Regions from separate parts of the Homo sapiens genome. Here region 1 is linked to region 2. The links are chromatin contacts, found by Hi-C or POLR2A ChIA-PET in ENCODE. All regions are on one chromosome and are shown on one strand. The core of a region is the stretch at or near the end of the contact, and the rest is flanking DNA. Distances in the headings are between cores, read along the strand shown.

Evidence for each region. A loop is a pair of places that touch in the nucleus more often than their neighbours do. ChIA-PET counts read pairs that join two places held with the same protein, here RNA polymerase II (POLR2A).
Region 1: a map of PC-9 shows a loop between it and region 2 (3-fold over the local background). The contact joins two enhancer-like sites. A Hi-C loop is called at or near these places in 1 of 168 maps with a recorded cell type or tissue (PC-9). POLR2A ChIA-PET finds 5 or more read pairs at or near these places in 6 of 52 experiments (AG04450, H1, IMR-90 and 3 more).

The regions. Positions count from the first base shown.
Region 1 is chr20:47,431,278-47,434,093 of GRCh38, reverse strand. No RefSeq gene overlaps it. Among named protein-coding and RNA genes, the nearest start is that of LINC01754, 21 kb to the right of the region's middle. Within about 2 kb of position 1,498, at least 5 of the 41 ENCODE cell types and tissues checked have a DNase peak (open chromatin) inside an H3K27ac peak, as active enhancers do; they include PC-9, where a contact is called at or near this core.
Region 2 is chr20:47,314,584-47,317,539 of GRCh38, reverse strand. All of the region lies in intron 2 of ZMYND8 (zinc finger MYND-type containing 8), which reads left to right. Among named protein-coding and RNA genes, the nearest start is that of ZMYND8, 41 kb to the left of the region's middle. RefSeq lists enhancers at 1-135, 1-800, 136-1,053. Within about 2 kb of position 1,704, at least 15 of the 41 ENCODE cell types and tissues checked have a DNase peak (open chromatin) inside an H3K27ac peak, as active enhancers do; they include PC-9, where a contact is called at or near this core.

The sequences.
Region 1 (2,816 bases), core at 249-2,748, 120 kb before region 2:
CAAAAGATATGTGCATTTGTAATTTTGATAGAAATTGTCAAGTAATTTCTAGAGATTATATCAGTTTACATTCACTCCCACCAGCAGCAAATAAAAGCAATCAATTTCCCAACACATTTTCTAACTTAGTCTGTTATCAGGCTTTTTGATCTTTGTCTAAGTGGCGGGTTAAAAATGGCATGTCAGTATAATTTTAATTTTCATTTATTTTATTGTGAATATATTTGTATCGTAGGGCTGCAATGACAAATTACCAAAAACTTAGTAGCTTTAAACAACCAAAACATGTTCTTTCACAGTTCCAGAGACTAGAAGCTCAAAATCAAGGTGTCAGCGGGGCTGGACTCCCTTCTAAACCTCTAGGGAAGATTCCTTCCTTGCCACCTGTACCTTCTAGAGGTTGCCAGCAATTTTTGTTTTTCCCTGGCTTGTAGATGCATTACTCCATGCTCTGCCTACATCTTCACCTGCCTTCTCCCCTTGTATGTCCATGTCTCTGTGTCCAAATTTTTCTCCTTTTTCCTTTTTTTTAAAAATGTTTTTTATTTTTTTTCTGTTTTGAGACTGAGTCTCACTCTTGTCTCCCAGGCTGGAGTGCAATGGCACAATGTTGGCTCACTGCAACCTCCGCCTCCCGGGTTCAAGCGATTCTCCTACCTCAACCTCCGGAGTAGCTGGGATTACAGGTGCACGCCACCACACCTGGCTAATTTTTGTATTTTTAGCAGAGACAGGGTTTCACCGTGTTGGCCAGGCTGGTTTCGAACTCCTGACCTCAGGTGATCCATCCGCCGCTGCCTCCTGAAGTGCTGGGATTACAGGTGTGAGCCACCGTGCCCAGCCTAAATTTTAAAATACTAGACATCAGTATGACGTACTACTCAGCCTTTGATTTCACTTGCTTATTAAGTATATTTACACTATTTATGACACCAACCTTTTCTCTTTTTCTCTCTTCCTTCCTTTTTTCTTCCTTCTTTCTTTCCTTTTCTCTTTCCTCCCTCCCTCCCTTCTTCCCTTCCTTCCTCACTCTCTCTCCCCCTCACTCCCTCTTCTCTTTCTCTTCTTCCTCTTTTTTTTTTTTTTTTATGCTCCACTTCCTCAACATTCTTCCCTTACCCCAAGTTGCCGTTTCAGATCAGGAAGATTAAGAGGCCATAGATAACCTTTCTTAACTTTTCTGTGAATTATTCTTTTTTGTTTTTTCTTTTTTCTTTTTTGAGACAGAGTCTTGCTCTGTCGCGCAGGCTGGAGTGCAGTGGAGCGATTTCGGCTCACTGCGGCCTCCGTCTCTAGGTTCCAACAATTCTCCTGACTCAATCTCCTGAGTAGCTGGAACAACAGGCACGCGTCACCATGCCCGGCTAACTTTTGTACTATTAGTAGAGACGGGGTTTCGCCACATTGGCCAGGCTGGTCTTGAGCTCCTGACCTCACGTGATCCACCCACCTTGGCTTCCCAAAGTGCTGGAATTACAGGCGTGACTCACCGCACCCTGCACTTTTCTGTGAATTATTCTACTGCAAGCTCAACTTGATCAGATCCTGTTCATCAGTAGAGAAGCAAAAACTAACCAATACAAAACACACATCAGGGTTTCTTAGCACAAAGATGAGTGACAGAGGTAATTCCAGCTCTCTCAACAATCCTTCAATAAAGAGATACTATACAGAAAGTGTTTAAACCACAGCTTTAAATAAACAGTGAGTAATTGATCAACTCTCCCACTGTTTTTATGCAATACATGATGGCTAAAAAAATTAGAGTGTTTCTTGAATAACTGGAAGTTGAATAATGTACTTATGTGTTGCAAGAGTTTCCAGTTTCAATGCAAGAAAATATACCATAAATTGGCCGGACGCGGTGGCTCACGCCTGTAATCCCAGCACTTTAGGAGGCTGAGGCGGGCAGATCACGAGGTCAGGAGATCGAGACCATCCTGTCTAACATGGTGAAACCCCATCTCTACTAAAAATACAGAAAACTTAGCTGGGCGTGGTGGTGGGCACCTGTAGTCCCAGCTGCTCAGGCGGCTGAGGCAGGAGAATGGTGTGAACCCAGGAGGCGGAGCTTGCAGTGAGCCAAGATTGCGCCACTGCACTCCAGCCTGGGTGACAGAGTGAGACTCCGTCTCAAAAAAAAAAGAAAATATACCATAAATCCATAATTACATTTTCCTTTTAAGATACAATACACAGGGCTAGGTATGGTGGCTCACCCCTCTAATCTCAATGCTTTGGGAGGCTGAAGTGGGAGGATCACCTGAGGGCAGGAGTTTGAAACCAGCCTGGGCAAGCTGGGCACCATGGCTCATGCCTGGAATCCCAGCACTTTGGGAGGCCAAGGCAGGTGGATCACGAGGTCAGGAGATTGAGACCAGCCTAGCTAACACGGTGAAACTCCGTCTCTACTAAAAATAAACAAAAAATTAGCCAGGCGTGGTGGCAGGTGCCTGTAGTCCCAGCTACTTGGGAGGCTGAGGCAGGAGAATGGTGTGAACCCAGGAGGTGGAGCTTGCAATGAGCTGAGATAGCGCCACTGCACTCCAGCCTGGGTGACAGAGCAAGACTCCATCTCAGGAGAAAAAAAAAAAAAAGAAAGAAACCAGCCTGGGCAACATAGTGAGACTCCAATATGTACAAAAAATTAAAAAATTAGCCAAGCGTGGTGGTGCCTGTCTATAGTCCCAGTTACTCAGCAGGCTGAGGTGAAAGGAGTATCACCTGAGCCCAGGAGTTCAAGGTTACAGTGAGCTATGACTATGCTGCTAGTCATAGTAGCATATGGAGACCCTGTCTCTTAAAAAAAAAAAAAA
Region 2 (2,956 bases), core at 455-2,954:
CAAGAAGCTCCCGGCCTTTCAGCTGCGGCCCTTTCCCTTGAGGGAGGAGACAATTCCCTGTAATGGTGTGTCATTTCCTAGCCCCTGGAGAACGGCATGTGCTGTGACTCAGGCACCGGATGTGGGGGCAGGAGTGGGGTGGAGGGCGGGTACCTGATGTGGCCTGCTGGGGAGGCCTAGCCTTGATGGAGGCTGGAAAAGGGGAGGTGAGTTGGCCCTGGAGCCCCCAGCCTATTTCAGGGACTGATGCCACTGTTTGGAAATTGGGAGGTGAATGTGCTTTCTGGGGACTGCCTTTGAGAGAACGGTGTCATCAGTGAATGACACGACTTTCCACCTTTTCCCAGTTCCTGAAACTGTTTGTTGGACCTTCTCTGTCCCTATACTTCCATCTGCAGTTTAGGGGAAAAAAGGCAAAATGAGAGTGTGCTCTTAAATCATAGACCCTAAATTAGGGAGTCCTCTTGCTACAGGGCTGAGGATGAGGCCCTCCTGGTACAAGGCCATGTGGTACAGAGATTAGAAGCTGGCCCTCGGAGTCCCACTGCCTGGGTTGAAATCCCAGTACTGCTCTGGCCCTCGGAGCCTCACTGCCTGGGTTCAAATCCCAGCACTGCTCCTTGGTAGCTTTGTGATCTCAGGCAGGTGACTTAGTGGGGACTACAGGAAATGCATTTTGAACATTGCCTAGAATATCACATATAATAAAAGAAACTCTTAGCTTTCTTTCTTTTTTTTTTTTTTTGAGAGCGAGTCTTGCTCTGTCACCCAGGCTGGAGTGCAGTGGTGCGATCTTGGCTCACCACAACCTCCACCTCCCTGGTTCAAGCAATTTTCCTGCCTCAGCCTCCCAAGTAGCTGGGATTACAGGCGCACACCACCACTCCTGGCTAATTTTTTTGTATTTTTAGTAGAGATGGGGTTTCACCATGTTGGCCAGACTGGTTTTGAACTCCTGACCTCAGGCAATCTGCCTGCCTCGGCCTCCCAAAGTGCTGGGATTATGGGTGTGAGCCACCACACCTGGCCGAAACTCTTAGCTCTTCATACTCTTGGCTCAGGAAAGCTATGAGCCTGTGTTATCTTGAATTAAGATGCCCCTTAAATCAAAAGACATCCAGGAAGTGCTGAGCTCCAGGATGATTTCTGGTGGATCACAGGCTTGGGAAGGATCTCCTCATATGCTTGGTTCCTTTTTTTTTTTTTTTTGAGACAAAGTCTCGTTCTGTTGCCCAGGCTGGAGTACAATGGCATGATCTCGGCTTACTGCAACCTCCGCCTCCTGGGTTCAAGCAATTTTCCTGCCTCAGCCTCCTGAGTAGCTGGGATTATAGGTGCTCACCATCACATTCAGCTAATTTTTGTATTTTTAGTAGAGACGGGGTTTCACCATGTTGGTCAGGCTGGTCTCGAACTCCTGACCTTGTGATCTGCCCACCTTGGCCTCCCAAAGTGCTGGGATTACAGGCGTGAGCCACCGTGCCCGGCCTCATGCCTGGTTCTTAATACCCAGTAGACCTTCCCATATTGTTACAATTTCAGCAAAATGTCACAAGGAGAGGAAAATTCTGCTGCTTTCCGCTCCATGCCAAGCTGTTTTCCTGAGTCACTGCTCTGTCCTCTCCATAAGGCTGCATTCCTCCCTCACCCACGTTAACTCATTCAGAACCACTCATTTTTGGGGGATGGGTGAGAGGCAGAGGGTTGTGAGTGAGCCAGCCGGGCGGGGTCACAGGTCCTACTCCCTCAGAAAAGGCAGCAGAAAAGTCTTTCAGATCCAGGGTGAACCAGTGGTTCAGTCGACAGTGGCTGTTTGTCATTGTTCAAAGTTTATAGATGAAATGCACTGGGCAATACATCCTTGTCAGAATTAAATCATTAAAGAAGAAAAAATTGACTCAGCTTTCTGGAAAGGGTCCTTATGGAGCCTGGGTACCACGGCTACAGTCAGGTGTACACCCACCAGTCCATCATCACCAGAGGCCCAGCCCCCACTGGAGTGGGGGGCATTTAAGTAATAATGCCCCCCTGCTGTCTCATCCCTCCGAAGGATACCGAATCCAGCAGGCATTTCCTAATTCTTCTCCCTACAACCCTTCATTGAAATCTCCTGCTGTTGACTGATGTGTCTGTTGTTTGGAACCTATCAAATTTCGACCCCTTGGATACAGTCACTGAACTCTCATCAACTCCAGGGGGAATTGGTGTTTGTAACAGCAAACAGAATTGGGGTTTTTATGTTTTGCTGAAACTAGAAGGTTTGGAATACTCTCAGGTGTGGGCATGCTTGGGCTAGGACCCACCTCCCCCTACCTCTTGCTGAGCAGAACCTCAGTTTCCCCCTTTGTTTCCTGGTGGGCTTGGGTGATAGTCCCTTGCCAACTCTAAATCGCTTACAAGTATATTACTGTCTAGTGATTTTTTTTCCCACTTTCTCATTAAATTAAGTAATGTTGAAGAGGGACTTTTAACATCCTCTGGGGGCCCTGAAGTTTTTAATCATTGGAGCTGAGGACACCTTTGCAAAGGTGAAGGAAGCTATGACTCCATGTCCCTAGAAATTGCACTCCTGTATACAGTGATGGCCTGTTCAAGGGTCCCTGGAGCACTGTCTGGTCTTTAAACAAGAACTTCTAGTCTAGTCCCTTTCTCCCGGCTCTTCCCATTTTGCAGGTGAGGCCCTGAGGCCCTGAGAGGTGGAGACTTGCCTGGGGTTGTTTCCTGTTTAGCCTCATTCTCCAGCCTGACTCCCTTGCTTAGCTTCTATCCTGAGTCCTGAACCAACCCCTCAAATAATGTCTGGAAGTAGAGGCCATTGGCTCTGGCTCGCCAGTGTGGAACAGGATTGTGTAGAGTTGAGAACTCAGACCCCATCTCCTAAACACATACACATACCCTAGCGTTCCTCAAACTAGTGTACCTCCCAGTCTTCGGGAGGACTTATTAAAACAGATTG